Linked DNA regions of Homo sapiens: region 2 is linked to region 1. Evidence: read pairs that join two places in POLR2A ChIA-PET (ENCODE). Cell type or tissue: GM12878. All regions are shown on one strand. Each heading gives the region's core, and the rest is flanking DNA. Links, peaks and the distances in the headings are about the cores only. Region 1 overlaps PACSIN2 (protein kinase C and casein kinase substrate in neurons 2). Region 2 overlaps ARFGAP3 (ARF GTPase activating protein 3).

Region 1 (15,305 bases), core at 4,117-12,116:
TTCTAGAAGTGGGATAAACCACCATCCAAGCAGCTACCAGCTACTCAGTACCTCTCAGCACCAACAGATGGGTGAGGTGAACTTCAGATATATTATTTTTGTACCTCAAAAATCCTATAAAAGATGTATTATTGTTTCCATTTGATGAAAAGGCAACCAAGATACAGATAATTCAAATCACTGGTCACAGACCCATAGCTCTTAAGTGCTAGGCTGAGACTCAACCCAGACCATCAGACTCCACGCTGCCCAACTCCAACAAGACACCACATGCCCAGCTACCAGGCATTTCCAGAATCCGGCAATCTCTGGCAGCGAAAAGAAGAAAGGGCAGGAGGATTCTCCAGAGTCCCACCACCTGCCAGGGAGGCTGGAGCCTCAGGGCTTCCACATTGACCCTGATCTCTACCACATCCCCAAAGGCGCTGGGCCTGTCAGGAAGTACTACTATAATTTTTTTTTGACACACACATGTCCTTAACCATAAAAATGAATCTGCTTGCAGCACCCTCTCAGCTGAAGAAACACATAAGCTGAGGAGACTGAGAGGCTTCTGAGAGCGATTGTTTCTTCAAAACGAGGTCAGGTAGGGCATGTTTCCTGGCTCTGCTTCATTCATTCTTCCAGGTTGAGCCGACTACAACGACCTTTACCATACCTGTGCACACGTATGGGACAAGCTGCTCTTTAATGCCAAACAGTGCTGGAGCCTTTGGAAATCAATTTATTAATGCAAAAAATATGTAAAATGTGTATTTAATAATTAATTGGGGGCTTCTCATCTGGAAGGTAAAGTTCCTGGGAAGAGAGTGTGATATTGAGTCGAAAATGAGTCTCAGCTCCACCTCTGTAATTCAGCTATTTGTCCCCTCTGAGAGCCACTGTCCTTGTCTGTAAGGCAGTACAACATGGGCTCTCATTACCTCCCAGGGTATTAAGAGGCTCGGGGCGACAGCTGTGAAAGAATTTTGAGAAAGTGCAAAGTGACAGACAAATGAGTCATCCCTGGTCTTTCCAAGGACAGGGACTCATCTGGCACTTCTTTTGCACATTTCAGACTGTCTGGCACCCAGTGGTTGACTGATTATTTCTTCCTAAAGAAACTGAACTCAGGCTGGGCGTGGTGGCTCACGCCTGTAATTCCAGCACTTCGGGAGGCTGAGGCAGGCAGATCATGAGGTCAGGAGTTTAAGACCAGCCTGGCCAACATGGTGAAACTGTGTCTCTACTAAAAATACAAAAATTAGCTGGGTGTGGTAGCATGCGCCTGTAATCTCAGCTACTCAGGAGGCTGAGGCAGGAGAATCACTTGAACCCGGGAAGTGGAGGTTGTAGTGAGCCGAGATTGCACCACTGTACTCCAGCCTGGGTGACAGAGCAAGAACCTGTCTCAAAAAAAAAAAAAAAAAAAAAAAAAGAAAGAAAGAAAGAAAAAGAAAAAGAAACTGAGCTCAGCCAGGCACGGTGGTTCACGCCTGGAAATCTCAACACTTTGAAAGGCCAAAGCAGGTGGATCACTTGAGGCCACCCTGGGCAACACAGTGAGACCACCATCTCTAAAAAAAAAAAAAAGAAAAATTAGCCAGGGGTGGTGGTACACACCTGTAGTCCCAGCTACTCAAGAAGCTGAGGTGGGAGGATCACTTGAGCCCAGGAGCTGGAGGCTGCAGTGAGCTACGATCATACTGCTGCACTCCAGGCTGGGTGACAGAGTGAGACCTGGTCTCTAAAAGAACTTTAAAAATTAAAAATAAGAAAGAATCTAAAAAAGAAAAAAAGAAACTGAGCTCCAATACCGGAATTCAATGCTGAATGAGTTCTGTGAACTCTGAACAAGGGCTACACGTGAGGGAGACTGTTCCTGCACACACTCCAGACCTGAACTCACTCTCACGGGCTACCCTGGGTGCCATGCAAGATGAATCAGAAGCATGCCATCCGAATTCCAACAAGTGATTTTGAAATAAACTTTTAGAATGGGGTGGTGTGTGCTGAGTTATTCTGGATTCTTTCCCATCACAATGGCAAAAACATGTAAGAAAATATGTTTCCCATGTAGTTCCTCTGAATTTATTTCTTTTCCAAAATAATGACATTACAGCATGGCTATTTTAGTGTCACTTTTTGGAAAGAAACAAATTCAAGGGAGGCAAACATACCTCCTTCTCCTTCCTCCCAAAGGCCTGCTGAATTAAGAGGTGGAAGCTGTAACAACGCAGAAACAAGGCCGCACCGCCCATGGTGGAGGACGTGCTGGAAGAGAGCAGCCAGGTGTGCACCAGGAGAAGAAAACCACCTAAAAACGCCAGTGCTGGAGACAGGCCTTGGCAGGGTAGGAACGCCAAGCTCAGGGTTGAGAAATGCAAAGTTGTGAGTGGCAGGGGTGAGGGTCAATTATCATGAATTATCACACTTTTTTTTTTTTTTTTTTTTTTTTTTTGAGACAGGGTCTCGGTCTGCCGCCCAGGCTGAAGTGCAGTGGTGTGATCACAGCTCACTGCAGCCTCAACCTCCTCAGCTCAAGTGATCCTCCCACCTCGGCCTCCCCAGTAGCTAGAACCACAGGCATGCGCCCAGCTAATTTTTGTATTTTCCAGTAGAGACGGGGTTTCGTCGTATTGCCCAAGCTGGTCTTGAACTCTTGGGCTCAAGTGATCCACTGTGCCTGCTCCAGGGTCATTTTTAAAAATGTATTTGGGCCAGGTGCAGTGGCTCACGCCTGTAATCCCAGCACTTTGGGAGGCCGAGAAGGGCAGATCATGAGGTCAGGAGATAGAGACCATCTTGGCTAACACGGTGAAACCCTGTCTCTACTAAAAATACAAAAAGTTAGCCAGGCGTGGTGGCACACGCCTGTAGTTCTAGCTGCTCGGGAGGCTGAGCCAGGAGAATCATTTGAACCCAGGAGGTGGAGGCTGCAGTGAGCCGAGATTGTGTCACTGTCGCCCACCCTGGGCGACAGTGTGAGACTCCGTCTCAAAAAAGAAAAAAGAAAAAAAAAAAAAAAGCTGCATTTGGAGCCAAGCCATCAAGTACAGATGACTTTCAGGGAAACCCACCTGGGGCATTGCCCAGACTCTTACAGAGATGTGGCCACTCTCCCATTTAGGGGAAGGGCCAAGAGGGAACCAGCTCAGCTTCCTATGCCATCAGCCCTACCCTTTCATAAAGTTCAAACTGAAATCAGGGGAAAACAAATACTTGAGGGAACAAGAGAGAAATTCTAATGAAATCTGATGAGAATTCTTGGAGAGACTCAAGGGTTATGTACCCATAAAACACAAACAGGCTGCTATGAAAAGGGAGCAATCAGGAGCCAGAAAATAGCTTTTCTAACTTTTGGAAACTTCATTTAGAAGCTTTTTTTTTTTTTTAGACAGAATCTTGCTTTGTCATTGCCCAGGCTGGAGTGCAGTGGCGCGATCTCAGCTCACTGCAACCTCCGTCTCCCGGGTTCAGGCGATTCTCCTGCCTCAGCCTCCCGAGTAGCTGGGATTACAGGCGCTCACCACCATGCCAGGCTAATTTTTGTATTTTTAGTAGAGACGGGGTTTCGCCATGTTGGCCAGGCTGGTCTCGAACTCCTGAACTCAGGTGATCCACCTGCCTCAGCCTCCCAAAGTGCTGGGATTACAGGTGTGAGCCACCCAACCCTTTTGTTCTAAGGGGCACTTCTCAGGAATCTGGGAATCCGGGAATGACTGAGGTATTGAAAACAGTTCCAGATCTCAGATTCCAGTGACTTCTGCCAGCAATGTATGTAAGTACAGTGAGTCAGAGCCATTCCTTAGATGGTGTGCAGAGTCTCAGAGGTTAACAGAGGTTGCTAAGGTGACCGTGGCACAGGCTGGAAGCTGGCATAACCTCCTTCCTCCCCTTTGGGCTTGATAACAGATATCAGGTAAACAAATGATGTATTCACAAGGACATCCAGCTCCCCCTTAACACCCTTAATTTATTCCACAACCAGACAAAAGAACAGGTCATTTTTTAGGCCAAAAGGCTATTTTCATAAAGCAAGAACATTCTGAGTAAAAAGACCATGTTGCTCATCTCTCCTGAAAGCTGGCCTCGGGAGAAAGCCCCCGATACCCCGCTCTAATCCTCTAACTGCAGAGGTAGGCAGAGGTGGACATCCTCGCTGCCACGGCCCGAGCACACCTGGCTGGCTGGGTTCTGGCCGCTCCACAGGCCTTGCACTGAGCACAGGCTGACCTGCAGCTCGTTTCCTCTTCACTATCTGGGGGGAGATTCTTCAGTGGTTGGGAAATAACGATTTATTCTAAGCCAATGTTTGGGCCCAAGGTGAGAGGGCCCTTTGATAAGGGACATATTTACCATGTGAACATCTACCATGTGCCAGGCACTCTTCTAAGCTGGGGGAGGGGCAGTGGACAAGGCAGACTGGGTCCCTGCCCTCCTGGGGCTGACATCCTACTAGGGCAGATTGGCACACAGCAAAGTAAAAACAGCTATATGGTGTGAAAAGCACCAGGACACAGAGAAGTAGGGCACTCTAAAAGACCTGGGGGTGGGGCGGGCTTACTGAGATAGAATGCGAGCTCTCTGAGGACTGCAGGAAGATGGGCAGTGGGCATGAGAAGGACAGGGGAGGGGTCTTTCCGGCAGAGGCAGAGGGAGTGAGTGTTGTGGCTGTCCCAGCACCCAACAAAGCGGAAGCTCACATGCTTCTGTGGGGCAGGGTGCACTTTAGAAAGGACTAATCTGGCATCATAGATAAGCTGCATGGTAACTCAGAGTTTTGTACCCATGCTACTGGTTTTAAAAATGAGAACATATTCATTTCATAATTGGCCGCAGAACTGTAGCTGTATGCACTGTTGCATGTCTTCTCAATGCATGATATATTTAACAATCCGACTTCAGTCTATTCTCAACACGGTGACCCTCTCAAAATGCAAGGCAGACCACATTGCTGGTCTTAAGTCCCTTGTGCAGAGTAAAAGCCCAGGTCCTCCTGGCCCGCAGGCCCGCATCTGCTCACCTCCACTAAGCTACTTCATCTTCAACTATTTCTCCTTCTTCTTCTTTTTTTTATTTTTTTGAGACAGAGTTTCACTCTGTTGCCCAGGCTGGAGTGCAGTGGCGTGATCTCGGCTCACTGTAAGCTCCGCCTCCCGGGTTCACGCCATTCTCCTGCCTCAGCCTCCCGAGTAGCTGGGACTACAGGCGCCCGCCACCATGCCTGGCTAATTTTTTGTATTTTTAGTAGAGACGGGGTTTCACCGTGTCAGCCAGGATGGTCTCGATCTCCTGACCTCGTGATCCGCCCGCCTCGGCCTCCCAAAGTGCTGGCATTACAGGCGTGAGCCACTGCGCCCGGCCTCAACTATTTCCTCTAAAAATTTATCCTGACTGGGCATGGTGGTTCATGCCTGTAATCCTAGCACTTTGAGAAGCTGAGGCGGGAGGTCTGCTTGAAGCCAGGAATTCAAGACCAGCCTAGGCAAGATGGTGAGATCCCATCTCTAAAATAAATTAAAAAATAAAATTAGCCAGGTGTGGTAGTGCACGCCTGTACTCCCAGCTACTCAGGGGGCTGAGGCAGGGGAACTGCTTGAGCCCAGGAATTTGAGGCAGCAGTGAGTTACGATTGTGCCACTGCACTTCAATCTGGGTGACAAAGCGAGACCTGGTCTCTTTAAAAAAAAAAAAAAAAAATCCTGGAGAATACCCGACTTTGTTTCATGAATGGCCCCATACTAGAAGGAAGGGAGGTTCCCACAAGACCCCCAGGCCCCAGCTTTAGGGAGCGGGGGAGGTCCATGAGCACCTCCTGGACCGGCCTTGCCTCCAAAAAGCCAAGGACATGACCAGACCCCCTGCATCTCTCCACTGTCAGTGCCACTATCACCTCTCCTTTGTGTGGCTGCAGTCTTCTTCCCTCTAACAGAGCTCCCAGCTTCCCACAGTAACTCAGTGTTTTGTATCTGTGCTACTGTTTTTAAAAATTAGAACATATTAATTTCATACTTGTACATACAACTGTAGCTGTATGCACTGCTGCATGCTTTCTCAATGCATGATATATTTAACAATCTGACTTCAGTCCACTCTGAACAGTGTGACCCTCTCAAAATGCAAGGCAGACCACATTGCTGCTCTTAAGCCCCCCATGCAGAGTAAAAGCCCAGGTCCTCCCAGCCCGCATCTGCTCACCTCCACCGAGCTACTTTGTCCTCAGACCCTGCTCTCCAACCCGCCACCACTGCTGTCCACCCTACACCAAGCTCCACTTGGCTCCTCCGCTGGTCTGGGCACTGCCAGGCACAGTGAATGTGCTCGTCTCCTCCCTGAAATGGTCTCCCTCCTGCCCCACAGGCCTGTATCAGCCCCCACCCCAGTGAGGTTTTTTTTCTTTTTTTTTTTTTTCGACACAGTGTCTAGCTCTGTCGCCCAGGCTGAAGCGCAGTGGCACGATCTCAGATCACTGCAAGCTCTGCCTCCCGGGTACACGCCATTCTCCTGCCTCAGCCTCCCAAGTAGCTGGGACTACAGGTGCCTGCCACTACGCCCAGCTAATTTTTTATATTTTTGGTAGAGACGGGGTTTCACCTGTGTTAGCCAGGATGATCTCGATCTCCTGACCTCGTGATCGGCCCAAAGTGCTGGGATCACAGGCGTGAGCCACTGCGTCCGGCCCCAGTGAGAACTTTTCTAACCCTGCCCCAGCCCCCTCAGACCCCCTCCCTGCTTTATTTTTCTCTCCCAAGCACTTACCACCTCCTAACGAGCTACATAATTTACTTAAATGTTTTATTTCTTGTCTGTCTGACCCTCTAGAAAGTCAGCTCTAGGGCCGGGGCGGTGGCTCACGTCTGTAATCCCAGCACTTTGGGCGGCCGAGGCTGGCGGATCACTTGAGGTCAGGAGTTTAAGACCAGCCTGGCCAACATGGTGAAACCCCATTTCTACTAAAAATACAAAAATTAGCTGTGTGTGGTGGCGCATGCCTGTAGTTCCAGCTACTTGGGAAGCTGAGGCAGGAGAATCACTTGAACCTGGCAGGCAGAGGTTGCAGTGAGCCAAGATCACGCCATAGCACTCCAGCCTGGGCGACAGAGCAAGACTCCGTCTTTAAAAAAAAAAAAAAAAAGTATCAGCTCTAGGAGGGCAGGGACAAATGTCAGCTGTGATCACTGCTACAGCCCCAGCATCCAGTGTCAAACACAAAGCAGTTGCTTTGTAAATTGCTGGATGAATTCAGGACAAGAAAAGTTGAAGAGCCTGGGTAATTTTGATTTATGGAGACTGAGGATTCAAAGATGGAAAATAATGAGAGCATTTATGTGAAGGTGCTATAACTCTAATGGTTAGAATTCTTTCGTAAACACTACTGCACATGTTAATCTAAACCACACATGGGTTTAGCAACCACGGTTGGGGGCTGTGTGGTTCTACCCTGCCTGTCTACCACCGGCCTCACGGGAGGCCCTCCTGCTGCCTGACAACCCAGCTGCGGCCCATGGGTCCCTGGGCCCTCTATGTCACCAGCCTTGGCTCAGCTCGGGCTATTCATGTATGTCCAGTCAGTCTCCTGGAAGAATGGGGTCTCTTGCTTGTCTCTACCACCCAGGTCACCCCCTATAAGCCAGTGGGCGCTCAGGAAGTAAGGCCCACATTAAGATAGTGCTTTGCACCATTAGCAAAGCTGGGATGTTTTTTAAGAGCTCAACTACCTGGCACAACTCATTTTGTTTCCAGTGATTTCATCTGGAAAAGTGAACATTCCTCAAAGGAAGAGATAAGAGATCAGCAAATAAAGTGACTTATATCTCTCTGGAACATGGTGTAGTACATTTGATTCAACAACGGGAAACAGCTTGCGCATTGCAAGATGCTTGGGCTTAAAGGCTGGCCCCTCCCTCAAGGGAATCACACTGAGGCCTAGAGCTCAGCAGGTCCTAGGCCCTCCAGAAGCACCCATCGGCCTGGGCAGGGTGGGGCAGAACACACTCAAAGGTGCTTCCAGAGATTAAAAAAACAGCCAGCATCTCCAGGCAGACACAACTCATTGTTGCTATAGAAACCATCACCGAAAACCAGAGGATTTCAAACCACCTCATGGCACAGAACTATCCACTGCAAACTGAAGAAAAACAGTGGGAGGAAGGGGAATCTTAGGAACTCCACGAGGACACAGAATCACTTCAAAGAAACACAGCACAGACTCTCCAATATCTCTGTTAAGAAGAAAAGAGAAAAAGAGAGGGGGGAAAACACATCTTGTTTCACTCAACATGACAGACCAAGCCCTCTTCTTCCCACAGGAAAAAAAAAAAAATCATTCTGGAGCTGAGTGCACCTGTGGTCCCAGCTCCTCAGGAGGCTGAGGTGGGAGGACTGCTTGAGCCTAGGAGTTCAAGGCTGCAGTGAGCTATGATCACGCCTGTGAATAGCCACTGCACTCCTGCCTCGGCAACATAGAGAGACCCTATCTCTTAAAAAAAAAAAAATGCTTGGAGGAGGTTAAGGAAAAACAAACAACAGAGCAACCTCAGTGCAGTTCTTCTGCTTACCACACCTGGCTGGGCTCCTCGGCAGCTCTGAAGCTCACGATTCCTGTTCAGGAGAACCTCTGGCTCTCCTCTTTCCAGCCTCCCCACACTGCCAAGCCCATGATGATTTTAAGTCCAAATGTTGGCTAGCACAGAGCTGTCAAGGCCAACAGGGGCTCCTCATGGCCAGTTCTGTCCCACCAGCCTCCGCTCTCCTCATTTAGCCCTTGCTTCTCCCATCATCTATGGACTGACTTCACTGTCCTTGCAGCCAACAAGCCATCCTGTGTTCTGCTTTCCTCAGCTGCATAAGCAGCATTTCTCCCTGTTGTCTGGGTATCTTCCAGTTACTTTTTTTTTTTTTGAGACAGAGTCTCGCTCTGTTGCCCAGACTGGAGCACAGTGGCACGATCTTAGCTAACTGCAACCTCTGCCCCCGAGTTCAAGCAACTTTCATGTCTCAGCTTCCCGAGTAGCTGGGACGACAGGTGCCCGCCACCATGCCCAGCTAATTTTTAAAAATATTTTTAGTAGAGACAGGGTTTCGCCATGTTGGCCAGGCTGGTCTCAAACTTCTGGCCTCAAGTGATCCACCCATCTTGGCCTCCCAAAGTGCTGGGATTACAGGCGTGAGCCACCACGCCTGGCCCCAGTCTTTTATTTATTTATTTATTTAGTTATTTAGTTATTTAGTTAGTTATTTTTGAGACTGAGTTTTGCTCTTCTTGCCCAAGTTGGAGTGCAATGGCGTGATCTTGGCTCACTGCAACCTCTGCCTCCCAGGTTCAAGCGATTCTCCTGCCTCAGCCTCCCGAGTAGCTGGGATTAGAAGCATGCACCACCACGTCTGGCTAATTTTGTATTTTTAGTAGAGATGGGGTTTCGCCATGTTGGTCAGGCTGGTCTCGAATTCCAGACCTCAGGTGATCCGCCTGCCTCAGCCTCCCAAAGTGCTACAATTACAGGCGTGAGCCACCGTGCCCGGCCTCAGTCATTTTTAATGGCTGTAAAACGTCATGTCATGGTCCCATACTCCACTGAGCCGAGCCCTCATGTCCAGATGTTTGGGTTTCCAGGTAGTCCTCAGGCGGAGCCCAGGTTGGGGATGTCATGGCACATGCAGCTTCCACTTCTGTCCCACTGTTTCCCTGAGGCTCTCTGGCTCACACATTCCAAAGAGAGTTGAAGAACCTCTGGATACAGTTTAAAGAGCAAGATTTCAATCTGACATCCTCAATCTACACTTAAGGGGCAAACCATAAACCCTTGAGAAAGGACGGGAACACACCCGGAGAGGCATAGGAGGAAAATGGCCCAAAGAAACACCTTGGCTAAAAAATGTCGCTGCCTCTGAAGTCCTTAAAGTGATTCACTGTCTCTTCACGTGCTGAATCTGAGAGTGCTGTAGGCGATGAAATATCACCTGCCATCTTACACATGCATCAGAAATGGACAGAAGGAGGAAAGAAAAGAAGGTGTTCACATAAAACAAGACTTCAGTTGCTGTGGAGGCAGGTGAGCCTCACATAGCTTCTAATTTCATGCATCAGAGTACAGAAATCAGGTTGGTTTTGTTTTTATTTTTAAGAAACTTCAAATACATAAGCCTCATTTGTGAAATTTTAGATGTGAAACTCCTTTAATATGTAAGTTGTCAGAGTGTTTCACTGGGCCTGATGGACTGATGCTCATTAAACTCAGTAGATGGTGTTAATGTCTGAAGACAATGAAGTACACCCCAAAATAGTGGTGGAGGCACTTGTAGGTAATCAGGCTGGTGAAGGGAATCACTGGGTATACCCTACCTGGAACACCAAATTTAAGGAAAAATACACACAAATACATATACCTCTAAACAAACAAAATCAATAAAGCTACACTGAACATAATTTCATTTTTGATAATTCTGAAGTCATTTTTTACACTTACAAAGAGCTCTCAGTGCCAAAATTTAGAAGCCTCATCCCAAATTTGCCATTAAACAGCAATGGGACATTGGGCAAGTCCCTTATCTTCTCAGCATCCAACTACTTTCACATGAAAAGAAGAGAGTGGGATTCAACAAGCTCTTAGAGTTCTCTGAGTTTAAAATGTTTTAAGACAGCCTCCTATAAGCAGGAGATTATGGAAGAATAAACGTGAATTAAAGCCGAGTAATTATAAGAGTGTGTATGTGCAGTGAGCATGGCTGCAAAGATCCTCCCTACTTCATCAGATCCAGGCCTGACGGCCGCCCTGTGCAACTATACTCACCAGGACCCCAATGTCCGGGCTTGAGCTCATTATCAGGGTCTCACTGTGAAACAAGCCACAGTCAGCATAAAGAAAGTCCATGCTTCCCAAGCACGTCCACATCACATAAATTACTTACAATGTTGGTAACACAAGGTCTCATCTATGCTACAAGTCCTGCCCACATACAGAGGCTAAAATTTAAAGGGAAAGTCAACAGCAATTAATATTTGTATCTTGCAAAACCAGTAAAAAGTGCTCTGACTCTGGGTCCCAGGACTTCTCATTGAAGATGCTGTCAATAGCTTCTGAGAACTGAAACACAGTGACAGCACTGGGCTCAGTGGATTGTGAAATGTTCAGTGGGAGTGGCGTGCCTACGAATGGCTTGATCCTGCTTCCAAAGTACAGGCAAAAGAATGAGTATCTCAGAACTCCAAAACGATCCTGTCTGGTTTCTTTCCAGGTTCTTTTGTTCACCTTTTAGAATGGATGTCATACTAATCACACAGCTGGGGACATCTTTCCAATTGTGTGACGTCTGCTCCAGAATGATGGTCTACTTCAACTCGGACAAGGCAGGAGAGTGACCCGCCACCCGGGGCTCCAAACAGAGCCCTGCCCTTTCAGGTCTTCGTACCTCCCTTCACAGTATCCTTCTCCCTCAAACAGCCTCCCAGATGAGTGTCAAGATACTAATTATTCTTTAAGATCAAGATCAGATGCCACCTCTTTCATAAAGACTTCCTTTATTCCCAAATGTCAGCTCTGCTGCCTGGCCTGCCTGCCTGTGTTCCTCTCACACAGGGCTCCTTCCAATCAACCTCAGATGGAGGGCGGTCATCCAGGCATCTGTCTCTCCCAAGAGACCTAAGATCCTTGAGGGCAGGAACCACATGGAGTTTATTTTTGTGTCCCAATCCTAGCACAAAGTTCGCCGTGTTAAATATGAATGCCATGCTTTTCTCATCGCGAACCATGAGGTGACTTGGGAACAGAGCCATGCACAAAACGAGACAGAGGAAGTCTAGGTCTCTGACAGTGTGGTGTGCCCACCAGCCATGCCACCTCTGGACTCTGCAGATGAGAGGAATAAACTTCTCTTTAAGCCACTATTATTTTGAGGGTCTCTGTGACATGCAGCCTAACTCACACACTTTCCTGCTACCTGTGCTCTCTGCCCCAATTCCACAGCCACAACATGCAGCAGCACCAGGACCTCTGGGTTTGGGCCCTGGACACACTCAGCACCTTTGTCTCAGCTCTCAGACCTTCTCTGGACCCTCCTGTCCTCGTGTCTCACGCAGAGCCTAGCACAGATGAGGCACCCACTCAATCCTGACCCAAGAAGTACATGGATACCCACGTTCACACCACATAAACAAGGGAAAAAGTTATTCAATAAACTAATTTTGAAAATGATTGTCTTTTAAATTAATCAAAATGTTTCTAAAATGCATTTGGAAGTATGAAAGTAGGTCATTTTGAAATAACAAAAGGCACGCTCATAAAAAGCAAAAATACCTCCATGGTTTTGGTTATCCAATTTCTCAATCTGGTTTGGGTCAGTGGGAAAGTTTAAGAATTAAAAAATGAAAGTTTTTGACAGTTCAAGTTCAAAAGTAAATTTATAGATGAAGAAACAGAGGCATAAGAGTGTTTAAATAACGTGCCCAAGTCACACAACTAGTAAGGGGCAGAGCTTGGATTCAAACCCAGACCAGGTGCTCCAGAGCCTCCCTGAGCCACCAGGCTGTGCTGCCTCCTGCATGAGACACAGGCAACAAAAGACACCAAGGAAAGGCAGAGGTGAGTCACGTGTGCGTGACTCTGAAGAGTGACAGGCTGGATGCTAAGGGAGGCAGCATGCCAACCCGAGTCCAACAAGAGTAGAATGTTGACAGGAATTCTTTCATTCACTCATTCATTCGCTCAGTGTTCACTGCATGCCTATTCCAGACGCCTGCCTGCTCAAACAGCTCAAGGTGTTGAGGGAGGCAGACACCTAACTCACACCTGCCTTGTTCACAGTTGTATCCCACGGCTGGGCACAGCACCTGGCTTACACGAGGCAATGATATGTGAGAAGCAGCAATGAATGAATCCCAGCCTTGCTGCAAACCAGCTGGGTAACCAGGGGCACGTTACTTAACCTTCCTGAACCTTAGTTTCCTCATCCAGAAAACAAAACTAACACTGCCTACCACTCCTTGGGATTGTTGGAGGACTGAAGTAGCTGCTTTCCACCCAGGGAAGTGAGGAAATGGCTTCCAAGCCAGCGACACCAAGGTGAACCTTGGATGGGAATGGGGCAGGTGCAGAGTGGGAGAGGCAGGAGGTGTCCGAGACAGAAGAGACCTTAGGTGATGGGAAGGTAGTGGAGGAACACAGTCAGCGTCAATGGAACCAGCCAGGGTTCAGAGGGCTCCACAAAGCCGATGGCTGCCCTGAAACAGGAACAGCGAGGAAGGAAGGAGGAACTGGTATATTTCTACACAGAAATCCCCATGTGGTTTAAACTTGATGAGTTTCTCATAATGTGTAATCTTCCAGCTGCTGGCTAGGCTGAGAACTATTTCACACACTATTAATAGTTACATTTTTTAATTTAACAGAGCCATGCAGAGATCACGTTGTTATTATTATGGTTAACAACCAGGGTATATTCACTTACACAATCCCTCTCTTCCAAAACAGCCCAGAAAATGTCACAAAACCCCCAATTGTAAGGAACACAGGTGGTATTAATAACCCTAAATTTTCAAAGCTAAAATGAAAACGTTTAATGTTTTCCCATGGAAACTCAACGTTAAAGAGAACAGAAAACCTATCCTCACTTCCAGTTTCTAGCCTCTTCAGGGCAATATTTGTAAATACTCAAATCATGTCACTTCCCTTCTCTAAACCATCACATCACTTCAACCCTAACTCCTCCGCTGTACTGCAAATCCCGTCATGACCCGGCCCCTGCCTGCCCTTCCACCCATTCCCCAACTACTCTCCCTTACCTGCTGGCCCTTCTCTGTCCCAGCACAGGATCTTCTCTCTGTTTCTTCAACATAATAAGCTCATCCCTGCCTCAGAGCCTTTGCACATGCTGTTCCCTCTGCCAGGAATGTTCTTCCCTGAGACAAGCGTATGGCCGGCTCCCCCTCACACCATTTGGGGCATCCCTTAGAGAATCTAGCCACACCTCCCACCACCACCAACTCTAGCCTGTTACCTTCTAACTCTTTTTATATTTCCTCAAAGCACATACCACTACCTCAGTTTTTACCTGTGTACAGTCTGCTTTCCCCTCTAGACAGTGAATTCCAGAAGCGTATCTCACATATGACAACAGGTCCTTTCTAACATTTGTTGAAACTGACAGCGACACACTTGGGGATCTTTACAAGTGAAATGGTGGGACAGTAAAGTGTTGACTTGATAAAAGGATATCAAATAAGACCTTTAGGATAATGTACTATTGGTATCAATTTTACTCACGAAGACCATATACTGACATATCTTGGATTACACAGGAGAGAAAAAAGATTAGTTACTCGGATTATTAACTACAAATGTTTATTGAGCTGAGAGCAAAACAATTTTTTGATGATTCTTACAAAGTCAATTCTAAAAAAAAAAAAAAGGAAAAAGCCAATTCTTCCACAATGGCCAGCTTGTAGAGCCACTAAGTCAGAAGCACTTCCCACCTGGAGCCTCCTGGGCAGCCCCCAGGACACCCCCCTGTCCACATGCCACTAGAAGTCCACACTTTCCACACTTTTATTTTGCTTTTGATCTTCAAAAAGGGGTCCTCTCTGAATCAGAGGAACCAACTGTGTTAGGAGACGAAATGTCCAATCAGTTACGCAGCACTTTAAATTCTCAAGTATCAAGAGTTGCTGTATCATTGAATCAGCATTTATATTTACAGTAGAATTTGAAAACACCTGGCAAAGCCAAGTTCCCATAATTAAGTCCAAAGCACATATTCAGAACCTAGTCTATTATTATCTTTATGTGTCAGAGGAAAACCTTGTTATCCCTGAAAAGTTGAGGTCTAAGACTTTAAGAAATTGGAAACAAACTATCTCTATGGTTCCATATACCTCCCCAACTTTCCTTAAATCCTGAACAACTCTTTAAGAAATATATATTTCTCAAAGCAATGAGATGTAGAAAGGTACCTCTCTGAATAATCCTGCATGCCTGGAGGGCGGGCAAAGCCGACTTCACCAGTGACTGCCAAGCCCAGCATTGTTTTTCTCTGGACTGCAGATTCTCAAAACAAGAGACCTGCCCAAAGTGGAAGCCTCAATTCAAGTCCAAAAATAAATGACAAAATAAATAAGAGCAACAGAACACACCCATGTTCATGTTTGAGGGGACCAAAGAACCAAGGGTGGTCTGTTAGATGTCTAGACCAAAATGTATAACACCAACTCCTCCCAAGCAAAAGCAGCAGCCTGTCCGTCCTATACTCTCAACCGTGGCGCCTAAAGGGGAAGTGGCTCCACACAGATGACATAGGTCCACCCACTCAAACCCCAACGGGGCCCTCACAGC
Region 2 (15,305 bases), core at 2,433-10,432, 91 kb before region 1:
GTACTTTCACAAAAGATATATAACGCACTGTTCCTGTTTGTTAGGAGATTGTGGGAATTCTTTCTTCTCTTCTCTCTGATTGATAACGGTAAATCAATCAATGGCTCAGGTAGATTTCTCATCTTAAAAAACAATCTCTCTCTGGAAGAGCTCACAGCTCAGCAGAGGGGACACACAGTGGACATGCAAACTAAGAAACGCAGTAATTTCCAGAACTGGTGTTTGCTATGCTATGAGGAAGAAAAAATGTACAAATGCAGTTGTGACTGGGAGTGCTCGTTGGCTGGTCTTAAAGCTGAACCCCAACAAAGAGGCAACCCATGCCAATCAAGGCAGAGCCACACTCCAAGCAAAACAAAAAGCAAACACAGGCAGAAAAACACCCAAGGGCAAATGTGGCTGCAGTATAGTGTAAGGCTAAGAAATCAAAAAACTAAACTCCAGTTAGAGGTGTATAAATGTCTTCTTTGCAGGCATCTACGGTCATATGCCTAAAAAAAGAATGTGGAAAAAAAAAATCACAGGGTGCAAATCATCCACAAAACAACCACATCAGAGTTCTTTGCATAGTAAGGAAACAAGCCGTTTTTGTCTACATATGAATTGCAAATATAAGTTTATCATTTGTCTTCACTTTAAAGTATTTTTTCAAAACAGAAATGTTCTATTTTTATGTCATCAGATTTATTAACCTTTTCCTTTTATGAGATTTGAATATGCCTAGAAGGGCTTCCTCAATTCAGGATAATAAAAAAGGCTTTACCCATGTTTTCTTCTAGGATAATCATATTTTCATGTAAATCTTTGAACTACCTGAATTTAGCCTTGTGTAAAGAGTAAAGAAGAAATTCTACTTTGTTTTATTATTTGTTTCTAAAATGCCAGACACTTGTCCAAATTCCATTCATCAAATAACCCATTGTTACCTAGGATATGCAATGTTCTTATCCTGATTCACTGATATGTCTACGCCTATACCAGCAAAATGAAAAATCAGCATTCTACTGTTTGATGGAAATCTCAGACATTCCCACCCTTATACCTATAACTCAATACAAAGGAAGCGACTCCTTTTCTTTTTCTTCTTATTTTTTTTAGAGTCCGGGTCTCTGTCACCCACGCTGGAGAGTGCAGTGGTGCAATCATAGCTCACTGCAGTCTCAAACTCATAGGCTTAAGAGATCTGCCTGCCTCAGTCTCCCTAGTAGCTGGGATCACAGGCGTGCACAACCTGCCTGGCTATGCGACTCCTTTTCATTACAACATGACTCCACTCTGGGACACAGCTGAGTGCCTCTCTCTCCTAGGACTACTTTCTTGATAAATACCACTTACTCTCCTACCCTCCAGCAAAATCCTTGCCAGAAATTTTCTCAATACCATCACCCAACCCGCGGTTGGTGACTGCTTCATCTTTCCTGTTACGCTATGTTCCTTAGAGTAGTTCAAGGCTCAGTTTATATAAGCCAGCACTTCTTAAGGTATCATAACCCATGAACTCACTGCTTAGTTGTCCAAAGTTACATTTTTGTTGTTAATTTACACTAACATTCTGGCCTAACAAAGGATGCACAACTTTAAAACAGAAAGAGCTGACTACTCATGTCACAAGTGATTTTTAATATGTAAGCAACTGATATATTTACAATAAATGTAATCCTGTAAGAAAGTCACCAAATGTGAATCATTATGTATCAACTATTTTTATAAGTTTTTAAATTGAAATTTTGTTTTTGATGATAAAAGTAACCCATACTCATTATAAAAGTTCAGACACTTCAACACTATATCAAGTGAGAACTAAAAATCCTCAGTAATTTCACTCTCTATTTAACAATTTGCTATGTGCTTTCCAGAACGTTTTTGGTATGTTTTTCTTTTTTTACAAAAATGATTATTATATTCCATGTTCAGTAATATTTTTCCCCCACTTTATAGTCTATTATGAATATTTCTTCCTGTTAAGACAGAAGGGTCGGCCAGGTGTGGTGGCTCACGCCTGTAATCCCAGCACTTTGGGAGGCCAAGGCGGGTGGATCACCTGAGGTCAGGAGTTCGAGATCAGCATGGCCAACATGGTGAAATCATGTTGCAAAAATTAGCCAGATGTGCGGTGCATGTCTGTAATCCCAGCTTCTAGGGAGGCTGAGGCAGGAGAATTGCTTGAACCCAGGAGGCGGAGGTTGCAGTGAGCCGAGATCACACCATCGCACTCCAGCCTCGGCTACAGAGCAAGACTTAGTCTCAAAAAAAAAAAAAAAAAGACAGAAGGGTCTACATTTTAATATTTTTAGGTTTCAGTTTTTTTTTTTTTTGATAGAGATGGGGACTATGTTGCCCACGCTGGTCTCTGACTGCTGGGCTCAGGCGATCCCCCCGCCTCAGCCTCGCAAAGTGCTGGGATTACAGGCATGAGCCACTGTGCCTGGCCCATCTTAATTTTTAATAGTTTCATAGCATGCCACTGAACCATAGAATAGTATTACATGACAGTTCTAAGGACTCCACCTTCATTATTTTCCAAAGTGGTTTCCACAGGCCTTGATGTTAAAGAAGATGGTTCTGCTATTGCTGATGCCCACGCTGTGTCACTCACCTGAAACAAGGCGAGAAAAGTCATTAGCAGACAAAGCAAGAAAACAGCCATAAAAAACACATCAAAGCACGGGAAAAACCTAACAATTTAAACAGCCACATTCTGAGTCCCTGTTAATGGAAAGGAAGGCATATCTACTTTTTTCTTGCTTTCTTTTTTTTTTAGAAACAGGGTCTTGCTCTGTTGCCCAGGCTAGAGTGCAGAAGCACAATCACAGCTCACTGGAGCCTTGACCTCCCAGGCTCAAGCAGTGCTTCCACCTCAGCCTCCTGAGTAGCTGAGATTGCAGGCATGTGCCACCACGCCCAGCTAAAGTTTAAATTTTTTGTAGAGAAGGAGTCTCACTATGCTGCCCAGGCTCGTCTCAAACGCCTGGGCTCAAGCTATCCTCCCACCTCGGCCTCCCAAACTGCTGAGATTACAGGCATGAGCCAACATGCCTGGCCTGTTCTCCTCTTTCTTGATAACCATTTTTGGTAACTATTGACTGTGACAATGCTAATAAGTATGTGCAAATTATAATAGCAAAAAAAAAAAAAAAACCCAAAAAACAAGCTTTAACAACCTGTGTACAACTTTACATAGTTTTAAATTGAAAATTAAGGAATAAGCTGGGCACAGTGGCTCACATCTGTAATCCCAGCATTTTGGGAGGCTGCGGCAGGCAGATCACCTGAGGTCAGGAGTTCGAGACCAGACTGGCCAATATGGTGAAACCCTGTCTCTACTAAAATTACAAAAAAAATTAGCCAGGCGTGGTGGTGTGGGCCTGTAATCCCAACTACTTGGGAGGCTGAGGCAGGAGAATCACCTGAACCTGGGAGGCAGAGGCTGCAGTGAGCCAAGATTGTGCCAGTGCACTCCAACGTGGGTGACAGAAGAGTAAGACTCCATCTCAAAAAAAAAAAAAACGAAAGAAAAAAAGAAAATTAAAGAATAGATTGAGCAAGAGTTCAACAAATCGTGCTCCTTACCCAGTGGGACTGGGAGGAGCTAGAGTAGCTGGCAGAACATATGATGGTCCAAGACAGAGGTAGGCACACGTTACCTTAAAGGGCTAAATAGTAGGCCCGGTGTGGTGGCTCATGCCTATAATCCCAGCACTTTAGGAGGCCGAAGCAGGTGGATCACCTGAGGTCAGGAGTTTGAGACAAGCCTGACCAACATGGCGAAACCCCGTCTCCACTAAAAATACAAAATTAGCCAGGTGTGGTGGCACATGCCTATAATCCCAGCTAGTTGGGAGGCTGAGGCAGGAGAATCGCTTGAACCCGGGAGGTGGATGTTGCAGTGAGCCGAGATCGCGCCATTGCGCTACAGCCTGGGAAACAAGAGGGAAAACTCCGTCTTTAAAAAAAAAAAAAAAGAAAGGAAGAAAGAAAAGAAAGGGCCAAATAGTAAATATTGTCGCCTTTTAGGCTTTACTTTCCCTAGATCTAAGTGATCTGAGGAGAGGCCACAGAAGTACTATGGATTGCTGTCACTGTTGCTATCAGGTCACAAAGATGAAGATAGTGATATTTAGAGCACTTACTGAAGGCTTACTTTGTGCCAGGTACTAAGTACTTTTACCTGCATTAACTCATCCAATAGCTTTGAGATAATACTACATAAACAGCAAAACTGGGGCACTGAGAATGAAACCCCTATTAAAAATGTTTTCATTTTTAGTCAGTTTCAGAGCTCTGAACTGAACTGTGGCACACTACTAGTAATAAATTCTCAGTTCTCCCTAGCAGCTAGATAAGACATGCAACTAAATTCCAGCTCATAGGACATAAGTAGAAGGGATGGGAGCTCCCTCCAGACTTTTTCTGTAAAAGAATAGGGCATCTGTGGTGGGGTATGGTGGCTCACACCTATAATCCCAGAACTTTGGGTGGCCAAGGCGGGGGTATCACCTGAGGTCAGGAGTTCGAGACCAGCCTAGCCAATATGGTGAAACCTCGTCTCTACTACAAATACAAAAATTAGCCAGGTGTGGTGGCGTGCACCTGTTGTCCCAGCTACTCGGGAGGCTGAGGCAAGAGAATCGCTTGAACCCAGGAGGCGGAGATTGCAGTGAGCCAAGATCACACCATTGCACTCCACCCTAGGTGACAAGAGCGAAACTCCATCTCAAAAAAAATATTAGCTGGGTGTGTTGGTGCGCACCTGTAGTCCCAGCTACTCGGGAGGCTGAGGCTGGAGAATCACTTGAACCCAGGGGGCAGAGGTTGTAATGAGCTGAGATCGTGCCACTGCACTCCAGCCTGGGAAACAGAGCCAGATTCAGTCCCCCCAAAAATAAATAAATAGAAGAATAGGGCATTAGCTCTCAAGGATGCTTGTCTTTTTCTCTTAATCTGGGAGAGTCTTAAACTGGAGCAGCTGCTTTAGACCCTGAGATGGAAGCCACATGTTGAGAACAGCAAAGTAAGTCCATCAGTCAATAGCAGATATCCTAACCTTGGAATTGTTGATAATGTCATTTCTCTCTTCAGTAGTTATGTTTCAGCACTTCTTGTTACAAGAGCTTAGCCTACATCCTAACATTTTAAATATGCACCTTTTGTTAACTGTCAGAGTAAGCACACTTTAAAATGATGTGAAGCATAATACATACCTCAGGAGAAACGTGAGAGGCAAAAAAATCTTCCTCCTTTGGTGGAGGGGACAAAGGTGGAACCACACAACTATCAAGCCACAGCTAGAACAAAAAAACAACACAGGGCTGAGCATTTCATCCGGCCTGTAAAGGATTTTATTTGATACCTTTCACTTCCCTTAGAGACCTGTTTCCTAAAGATTGGTGCTTTCCATTCTTATAAAATCAGTAACATCCCTACAGAGGACCTCTGCGTGCACTTTAGTAATCTATCATCCAGTAAATTTTGCTTCCAAACCTTGAGGAAGTCAAGGACCTCAAACACATAAACCATTTCTGAAAAGGAAAGATCAAAGACTTCATATCTAAATGCAGGTTCCAAATGATAATCAATCCTTGTTATTCATGGATTCCATATTTATGAATCTACCTACTTGCTAAAATTTACGTTTAACCCAAAATTAGTCCTCGTGGTGTTTTCAGTCATTTGGAGAATAGTGCAGCAAAAAATGAGTTGCCCAAGAAGCACATTCTCAGCTGAGGTAGAACAAGACACACTACTCTGCCTTCTTGTTTCAGTTCTCATAACAAATGTCCTTTCTGCAGTTTATTTTGTGCTATGTTCTTCATATTCCCATGCTTTTTATTGAGGATGTCATTTTTTAAGATGCCTCTCAAGTGCAGTACTGAAGGGCTATCTAATGTTCTGAAGCACATGAAGGCTGTGATGTGCCTCATGGAGAAAATTCAGGCATTAAATAAGCTTCATTCAGGGCTGAGTTATAGTCCTTGGCTGTGAGTTCAATATTCATGAGCCATCAATATATATTTAAAAAGGTGTCTTTAAATAGAAACACATGTTAAATAAGGTTATGTATTGATCAGTTGATGAAAATGAGACCAGAGCTTATAGGAACCTAATCCTGTATTTCTCCTAGGAGCAATGTTTTAGTATTCACTAATCCAGTACTCATGATGAATTTACAGAACATAACTACTTCAATAGTAAGAATCTACTGTACACTAATTCCTTGTAAGACAACTCAGGTAGAAAAGTTTTACTATTCAGGATAAAAATCACTTTTTCTATGAAGTGAACATGTATCTAAAGGAAACAATCCAGCCTCCAGTGACTTACATCAGTGCCATGCTTCCGTGTTGCTTGAGAGGCGAGCGATTTGATTTTCTCCCTATAGAGCTGAGCAGCACGACTGTTGTACTTGGCATTGGTGTCATTGGTGGAACACCCATGTTGATGAAAAAAGGAAGACTACAGAGAAAAGCATGCACATTAATATTTTCGTAAAACTACGTATGGCCAGGCGCAGTGGCTCATGCCTGTAATCCCAGCACTCTGGGAGGCCGAGGCAGGCAGATCACGAGGTCGGGAGATCAGTACCATCCTGGCTAACACGGTGAAACCTTGCCTTTACTAAAAATACAAAAAATTAGCCAGGCGTGGTGGCGGGCGCCTGTAATCCCAGCTACTTGGGAGGCTGAGGCAGGAGAATGGCGAACCTGGGAGGCGGAGCTTGCAGTGAGCTGAGATCGTGTCACTGCACTCCAGCCTGGGCAACAGAGCAAGACTCCATCTCAAAACAACAACAACAACAAAAACTAGCTATGAGACTTGCATTACAAAATGAAATAACTAGTCCTCATTTGTCCATTAAACCATCTCTGTCATTGTGAACTTTATTTGGGGAAAAGCTTTCTACTCAGGACTACTTTTAATTCACGAGCAATCCATTTCTTTCTTTTTTTTTTTTTTTTTTTTTTGAGAGAGTCTTGCTCTATTACCCAGGCTGCAATGCAGTGGCTCCATCTCGGTTCACTGCAAACTCCACCTCCTGGGCTCAAGTGATCCCACCACCTCAGCCTCCCAAATAGCTGGGACTACAGGTGTGTGCCACCACGCCTGGCTAATTTTTGTATTTTTTGTAGAGATGGGGTCTTGTTATGTTGCTAGTCTTGAACTCCTGAGCTCAAGGAATCCACTTGCCTTGGCCTCACAAAGTGCTGGATTACAGGCGTGAGCCACCGCTCCTGGCCCTTTTCTTTGTTTTTTGAGATGGTCTGACTCTGTCACCTAGGCTGGAGGGTAGTGTGGCATGATCATGGCTCACTGCAGCCTCCAACTCCTGGATTCAAGCAATCCTCTCACCGTGGCTTCCCAAAGTGCTGGGATTAGAAGTGTGAACCACTACACTTCGTCCACAATCAATCTCAAAATGGATTCCAGTAAATCAGAATTTTTGACAAATTAGTGAGGAGCTACATTAATGTTTACCTTGTTTAGCACTATTTTATCATTAACAGATACTACAATATAGGTAAGATGATAAAACAAGTATTTAAACAATTAAAAGAAACTGCTTTTACCCACTTCATGAGGATCCATGTATAGACATGAATTATAGAATTCATATCTTAATTAAAACAGGTCTTCTAAAAACCTATACGAGTGATCCTTTGATGAACCTAATTTAACTGATAATGATATTGGTCACCCACATGTTCCGGATCCTGTTGTGAGTGCTTCATGGGCATCATCTCATTCAACCCTCATAGCAACACTATCAGACAGTCACTACTGCTGTCTACACTTTACAGATGGGGAAAATGAAGCACAGAGAGGTTCAACAACATGCCCCAAGTCACATGGGTAGCAAGGGACAGAGTTAGGATTCAAATACAAAAAGGATGGTTCCAAGCACAGAACTCACAGCTCCACTGGCTAAACCGAATGACCACTCATCTGAGCCTTCCCTCCCCATGTCCCCCAACCCCTGATGGCTTGAGATGAGAAAGCTCCTTTCTGGAGTTTGGAGGGTGACTCTGCAACCTTGGGAAGGCTTAGAAATAAGAACAGGTAAGTCAAACCAACAGTGCTAAGTTTAGGAACAAGTTTGTGAACATCATGATAATGGGCAAAGGTTTCTAAAAAGATGCTTGAGGCTGGGCACAGTGGCTCATGCCTGTAATCCTAGCACTTTGGGAAGCCAAAGCAGGAGGATTGCTTGAGGCCAGGAATTCGAGACCAACCTGGGAACCAAAGTGAGACCACGCCTCTACAAAAAAACAGAAAATCAATAAAAAATTAATAAGAAACACTGGCTGGGCCCGGTGGCTCATGCCTGCAATCCCAGCATTTTGGGTGGCAGAGGTAGGCAGATCACTTGAGCCTAGGAGTTCGAGACCAGCCTGGCAACATGGCAAAACCCTGTCTCTACTAAAAATGTAAAAAACTTGTTGTGCGTGGTGGTACTTGCCTGTAGTCCCAGCTACTTGGGAGGCTGAGTGAGAGAATCACCTGAGCCCAGGAAGTTGAGGCTGCAGTGAGCTATGATTTTGCCACTGCACTCCAGCCTAGGCAATAGGAGTGAGACTCTATCTCAAAAAAAAAAAAAAAAAAACCAAAAAAAAGCCTTGAAACATCTAAGGCATACTTCTTTTTTTTTTTTTTTTTTTTTTGAGACGGTCTTGCTTGATTACCCAGGCTGGAGTGCAGTGGCACGGTGAACACTGCTCACTGTAGCGCCAACCCCCTGGATTCAAGTGATTCTTCTGCCTCAGACTCCCAAGTGGCTAGGACTACAGGCATGCACCACTATGCCTGGCTAATTTAAAATTTTTTTTTTGTAGACTTTGTTGTCCAGGCTGGTCTTGAACTCATGGGCTCAAGTGGTCCTCCTGCCTCGGCCTCCCAAAGTTCTGGGATTACAGGTAGGAGCAACCATGCCTGGCCAGGCATATATTTTTAATTAAGAGGGGCAAAAATTGTTTCTTGAAAAGTGAAAAAAAAATCTTAGTTATTACAATGGTTTATGGCCTTCCAAAGGTCACCTCTACCTGACAAAATTGTATTCCTTAGTATTTAATTTATCTCATTAGGGAAACATTGGATCCAATTTAAATGGAAAATTATCTAATTAATTGATTTTTATGCTTAGGGACAACGAAGAAAAAAGATTGAGAAACTAGCATTTTGGAAACTGCTATTTTAGACCTCTGACTTTAACTATTTAATTGATATATATATACACACACACATATATATATATATATTTTTTTTTTCTTTTTTTTTTTTCTGAGACAGGGTCTTGCTCTGTCACCCAGGCTGGAGTGTAATGGCATGATCACAGCTCAGTGCAGCCTTGAACTCCTGGGCTCAAGTGATCCTCCCACCTCAGCCTCCTGAGTAGCTGAGGCTATAGGCAGGTTCCACTATGCCTTGCTAATTTTTAAGTCTTTTGTACGATGAGGTCTCACTATGTTGCCCAGGCTGGTCTTACACTCCTGGACTCAAGTGATCCTCTCGCCTCAGCCTCCCGAAGTGTTGGGATTCCAGGCACGAGCCACCATGCCTGGCCATAATTTTTATTTGAAATGCATACAAATTTGATTTCTTATACTTTAGCATATAAGAAACGCCTAAAGGAATTCCATTTACTCCATCTACACCATTTTGGCCTGATAAATAGGTTACCAGTGCTGTGCAAGATTTGGCTGGCTAGATTTGTAAGGCTGCCAGTTCAGTGTTTGAGATAATCAAATATACTGAATTTGTAAATAAAGTTTAAAATGTTTGAAAATCCTTAATTAGGCCGGGCGCGGTGGCTCATGCCTGTAATCCCAGCACTCTGGGAGGCTGAGGCGGGCGGATCACAAGGTCAGGTGATCGAGACCATCCTAGCTAACATGGTGAAACCCCGTCTCTACTAAAAATACAAAAAATTAGCTGGGTGTGGTGGCGGGCGCCTGTAGTCCCAGCTACTCGGGAGGCTGAGGCAGAAGAATGGCATGAACCTGGGAGGCAGAGGTTGCAGAGAGCTGAGATTGGGCCACTGCACTCCAGCCTGGGTGACAGAGCAAGATTCCGTCTCAAAAAAAAAAAAAGAAAAAAAAAAAAAAAGAAAATCCTTACTTAGGTTTGTAAATGGGGTTAAGGAAATCAGTTCTTTAAAATTATAAATTAATTGAATATTTTAAGGTTATTTTTTCACAGAACTTAACACACAGTATTTATGTTTGTGTTTAGAAATTAACACACAATATTTGCTATATTTAAAGACATGAAGAATGGGTTTTTTGGTCGGGTGCTGTGGCTCATGCCTGTAATTCCAGCACTTTGAGAGGCCAAGGCAGGCAGATCACTTGAGGTCAGGAGTTTGAGACCAGCTCGGCCAACATGGTGAAACCTCGTCTCTACTAAAAATACCAAAAAATCCAGGCATGGTGACGTGCACCTGTAGTCCCAGCTACTCAGGAGGCTGAGGCAGGAGAATCTCTTGAACCCGGGAGGTGGAGGTTGCAGTGAGCTGAGATGGCGCCACTGCACTCCAGCCTGGGCAACAGAGCCAAACTCTGTCTCAAAAAAAAAAAAAAAAGAATGGGTTTTTTAATTTGTAGATTTAAGAAGTTAAATATTAATTTAAATACAAGCATTCCATCCTAACCACAAAAGTCACCCCAGTTATTAAAAAACTATTATCATAAAGAAGCCTCCAGTTTCTCTGTACCCTCACTTCCTGTTTTAATTTTCTTAAAGCACTTATCACTGCCTGTTATTTTCCTGTGAACATATTTCTTTGATTACTCTCTGACTGCCCCTGTCTATAAGAGGGGATCTTGATTATTTTTATTTATAATAAAATATCCCCTATAAGAGGGGATATTGGTTATTTTAATTTATTATTTTGATAATCTATCAACTCACTCTATCTATCACTGATCTCACTCTATCAACCAGGCTGGAGCACAATGGTGCGATCTCAGCTCACTGCAACCTCTACCTCCCAGGCTCAAGAGATCCTCCCACCTCAGCCTCCCGAGTAGCTGGGACTACAGGTATGCACCACCATGATTTGCTAATTTTTGCATTTTTTGCAGAAACGGAGTTTTGTCATGTTGTCCAGGTCAGTCTTACATTCATGGGCTCAAGGCGATCTGCCTGCCTCAGCCTCCCAAAGTTCTAGGATTACAAGCATGAGCCACCGTGCCCAGCTGGGGATCTTGTTTGTCTTGTCTGTCACTATATCCCCAGCAGCTAGCCAACGCTTCCTGTTTATTAGGTGTTTAACAGATTTTTGAATAAACAAGTCAACTGGGTCTGTCCAACTCCAAAACCCATCAGGCTCTCTGCTTCTTCTCATAGGGCCTCCCAAACTTTCAAGTATTGAACTCTTTTTGTTTGTTTGTTTGTTTTTTTGGGATGGAGTCTCGCTCTGTCACCCAGGCTGGAGTGCAGTGGTGTGATCTCGGCTCACTGCAACCTCTGCCTCCCAGGTTCATGCAACTCTCCCGCCTCAGCCTCCCGAGTAGCTGGGATTACAGGTGTGCACCACCATACCCAGCTAATTTTTGTTATTATTATTTTTTTTTTAGTAGAGATGGGGTTCCACCATGTTGGCCAGGCTGGTCTCGAACTCTTGACCTCAAGTGATCCGCCCGCCTCAGCCTCCCAAAGTGTTGGGATTACAGGCGTGAGACACCACACCTGACTTGTTTGTTTTTTATAAACAGAGGGTCTTGCCATGTTGCCCAGGGTGGTCTTGAACTCCTGGGCTCCAGTGATCCTCCCAAACGCCTGTAATTTCAGCCTCCCAAATGGCTGAGATTACAGGCATGAGCCACTGCACCTAGCCTGAGCTTCTTTACTATTATAGCATAACAAATATTTAAACAAGAAGGAAAATGACGAGTTTGAGATGAACTTACTGCACTAGCGTTTCCTCCGACTTGCATGCATCGCAACTGAAACCATGACCAGTTGGAATCCAACTCTGTAGATCTAAATGGAAAGAATATTACTAACTGTTAATATTTTTTATCCCCAGGAGCAAAATCAGTGAGCTTTTGAGAACAAGGTTTCCTTAGGCTTTAGGATCCTAAAGAATTCTAAGTTTGTGTCAACAAGGACCCACACTTTTGGGATGCTAGGACTCCAGAGTGGATGATGGTTGGCGTGAGCAACCCCTGGCTCCTCTCGTCCTTCCTGGAATGCAGGGCACAGGGACATGACAAGTGTCAGCGGGCTGCTGGAACGACACCAACTCTTTGCCTCCCATCCTTGGTTGGATATGATTTGAAATTTGGTAATGTGTCTCTACTTGAAACAGATGCACTGTTTGGATGTTTTCAGGTCGGTGATCTACTTGTCCAGTTTGATCGCTACCAGAAGCTTGGAGGATGCTCATTCTCTTATCACAAGGTAGAAGAGACCTACCCAACATCACGACCAGCAGAGAGAGGAAAAAACACAAGATTTCATGCTCCTGAAGTGAAAGCTACAAGCACTTCCTGCCCCTTCCACACCTTATGCCTAACTTCTCTCCACTGTAAGATCAAATCTGAAACAAGTAAAGGCAGTGAGTATAGCCTCAACAATGCACATTCCCCAAGGGGTCGACGGTAAAGCAACAATGTTAGAATCTTTATACTGAATCCACAGAAATGAGCAAAAAGCAGAGGTTGTTATTCAGTAATAGCTTGCCCTACACTAACTGTAAAGGAATGTGGATATTTTAGAATGAGTATAGGCAGAATACCTTTTACAAAATGGGCAAGGAAGAAAGAAAAGAAAAGAAGCTTTAGGTCCACCAAAACTTTCCTTTGTGCTGCCCTTATATTTACTAATTTCTTTTTTTTTTTTTTTTGAGACAGGGTCTCACTCCATCACCCAGGAATGGAGTGGTGTGATCACAGCTCATTGCAGCCTCAACCAGGATTGCTCAAGCAATCCTCCTGTCTCAACCTCCCAAGTAGATGGTAGCTACCATGCCGGGCTTTTTTTTTTTTTTTTTTTTTGAGACGGAGTTGCCCCGGCTGGAGTGCAATGGTGCGATCTTGACTCACCGCAACCTCTGCCTCCTGGGTTCAAGTGATTCTCCTGCCTCAGCCTCCTGGGTAGCTGGGATAACAGGCAGGTGTCACTACGCCCGGCTAATTTTTGTATTTTTAGCAGAGACAGGGTTTCTTCATGTTGGTCAGGTTGGTCTCAAACTCCCGACCTTAGGTGATCCACCCACCTTGGCCTCCCAAAGTACTGTGATTACAGGCATGAGCCACCGTGCCTGGCCTTTTTTTTTTTTTTTTTTTTTTAAATAGAGATAGGGTCTTGTTATGTTGCCCAAGATGGTCTAGAACTCCTGGGCTCAGGCAATCCTCCCACCTCAGCCTCTCAGTGTTGGGATTACAGGTGTGAGCCACCATGCCCAGTGAACCATACCTTTTTTTTTTTGAGACACAGCCTCGTTCTGTTGCCCAGGCTAGAGTGCAGTGAGGCGATCTCAGCTCATGGTAATCTCTGCCTTCTGGATTCAAGCAATTCTTGTGCCCCAGCCTCCAGAGGTAGCTGGGATTAGAGGCGTGCGGAACCACACCTGGCTAATTTTCGTAATTTTAGTAGAGACGGGGTTTTGCCATGTTCGCCAGGCTAGTCTCGAACTCCTGGCCTCAAGCAATCCCCTCATCTCAGCCTCCCAAAGTGCATACCATTATTAATCTAGAGTTTTACTTATAGACAATCTCAGTAATTTCCCAGCCGCCCTTTGTTTATAACTTGTTTGATTACCTCTATAAGGTCATAAAAAGCGTTGCCTTTCTACGCCAACATCATAAAAAGGTTCTCCCCAGTGTCCACCGAGCAGGAGCCCAGATTCTGCCCTGGTCATCATCAACATGTTCTAGGGCTCACTATGTGCCAGGCTGTATGGGGCTCTCTTGCTCGCTCCTGCCAACACCCTGTACGGCAGGTCCTAGTATTCTCACCCTCACTTTCAAGAGAAGGAAAGCAAGACATTCAGAGGTAAGGAACACACCCAAGGCCAGGAAAGGACAGCTCAGATTTGCCTCCCCCCGACCCCCCAACCACATCCCCGCTCCTGCATCCTCAGCCTCGGTCCTCACCTCTTCCTGATGCTGTCTCCTGCTCTGCCCAGGCTGAGTCAGCCTCCCCACATGCCTCACCCCTCCAGGGCCTCAGGAGTGAACTTTTAGCTCCCAGTGTGGCAGCTAAAGCGCTCCACAATATGACACAGATCCTCTCCTTTCACCCTTACTTCTCTTTATTTTCCTATGCATACAAAAAGTCGCTACAAAGCATTTCGCTTTTTCCTGCTTTTATATCTGAAGGTCCGAGTGCTGACCTCAATTTTCCCTCCCTTGTCTCCATTATCTTTTTTTGTTGTCGTAGAGATGAGGTCTCACTATGTTGCCCAGGTTGGTCTTAAACTCCTGGGCTCAAGCTATCCTCCCACCCCGGCCTCCCAAGTGCTGGGATTACAGGCGCAAGCCACCATGCCCGGCCTTGTCTCCATTATCAAAACCTCACCAAACCTTCCAAGTTCATTGCAAATGTTACCTCTTTTAAACTTTGCCTTATTTTCCAACCAGAAGTGGGCACAGGACTTAGTTTCCATCTCTCATGCATAACTTTGCAGTCTATCTTCTTATTTACGTTGTATTTAAGCCTGTCCCTAACCCCAGGCCAACAAGATCGATGCAGGGATCCCATTCACCTTTAATAAGCTCATGAAATACGTAACGGCAAACTTGAGAAAAAACAGAGCTAGAGGGGAGGAGCAGCCTGAAACATGGAGATCCCAGCAATGGAGGTGAAAAGGGGCAGAGGTCAGTTCAATCTGGTCCACTCTGGGAGCAGTCAGCAACCAATGCAGTTTGCCCTCTCCATATACTCTTAATCTGCCTTCCCCCCTTTGCTTGGCAAAAGCCATAACTTATAAATTATTTTTCCTCTGTAAATTTGTTGACTTGAAATTCTAGTTAAAGAAAAAAAACTCCAGTTAAATATGCACACCACCCATGCCACACAGGAAGCAGTGCATGTGTGTGTGTCTGGCAGTGGGAGGGGAAGAAGAGGGGAAAAGTATTCTAGAGGAGAGACTTTATATATTTTGGGGCTGCTTGGATTTTTTCCCAATTAGCTAGTGGTTTTTTTTGTTTCTTTTTTTGGTGGTGGTTGTTGTTGTTTTTTGAGTCAGGGTCTTTGTTCTGTCACCCAGACTGAAGTGAAGTGGTGAGATCATAGCTCACTGCAGCCTCAAACTCCCATGCTCGGCTAGGTGCTGTGGCTCATGCCTGTAAACCCAGCACTTTGGG

Evidence for each region. ChIA-PET counts read pairs that join two places held together with the same protein. Peaks named below come from ENCODE experiments on the same cell type or tissue, not always from the same donor. Only the 100,000 strongest peaks of a DNase experiment are listed, where the experiment ranks them.
Region 2: POLR2A ChIA-PET joins it to region 1 with 14 read pairs; 6 of 35 experiments call an interaction of 5 or more read pairs at or near these places.

What each region holds. Positions count from the first base shown.
Region 1 is chr22:42,918,381-42,933,685 of GRCh38, forward strand. The region is part of intron 1 of PACSIN2 (protein kinase C and casein kinase substrate in neurons 2); the gene reads right to left. Among named protein-coding and RNA genes, the nearest start is that of ARFGAP3, 69 kb to the left of the region's middle. RefSeq lists an enhancer at 7,181-7,979 and a silencer at 12,427-12,506. In GM12878, for the core only: no CTCF peak of the experiment used is centred there; DNase peaks (open chromatin) are centred at 4,774 and 10,981; H3K4me3 peaks cover 2,375 bases; H3K27ac peaks cover 4,017 bases.
Region 2 is chr22:42,829,041-42,844,345 of GRCh38, forward strand. ARFGAP3 (ARF GTPase activating protein 3) reads right to left here. Exons shown (of 16, transcript NM_014570.5): 3 at 11,904-11,976; 4 at 6,322-6,453; 5 at 5,202-5,285; 6 at 2,509-2,596. Among named protein-coding and RNA genes, the nearest start is that of ARFGAP3, 21 kb to the right of the region's middle. In GM12878, for the core only: no CTCF peak of the experiment used is centred there; DNase peaks (open chromatin) are centred at 4,271, 5,391 and 5,701; H3K4me3 peaks cover 411 bases; H3K27ac peaks cover 2,529 bases.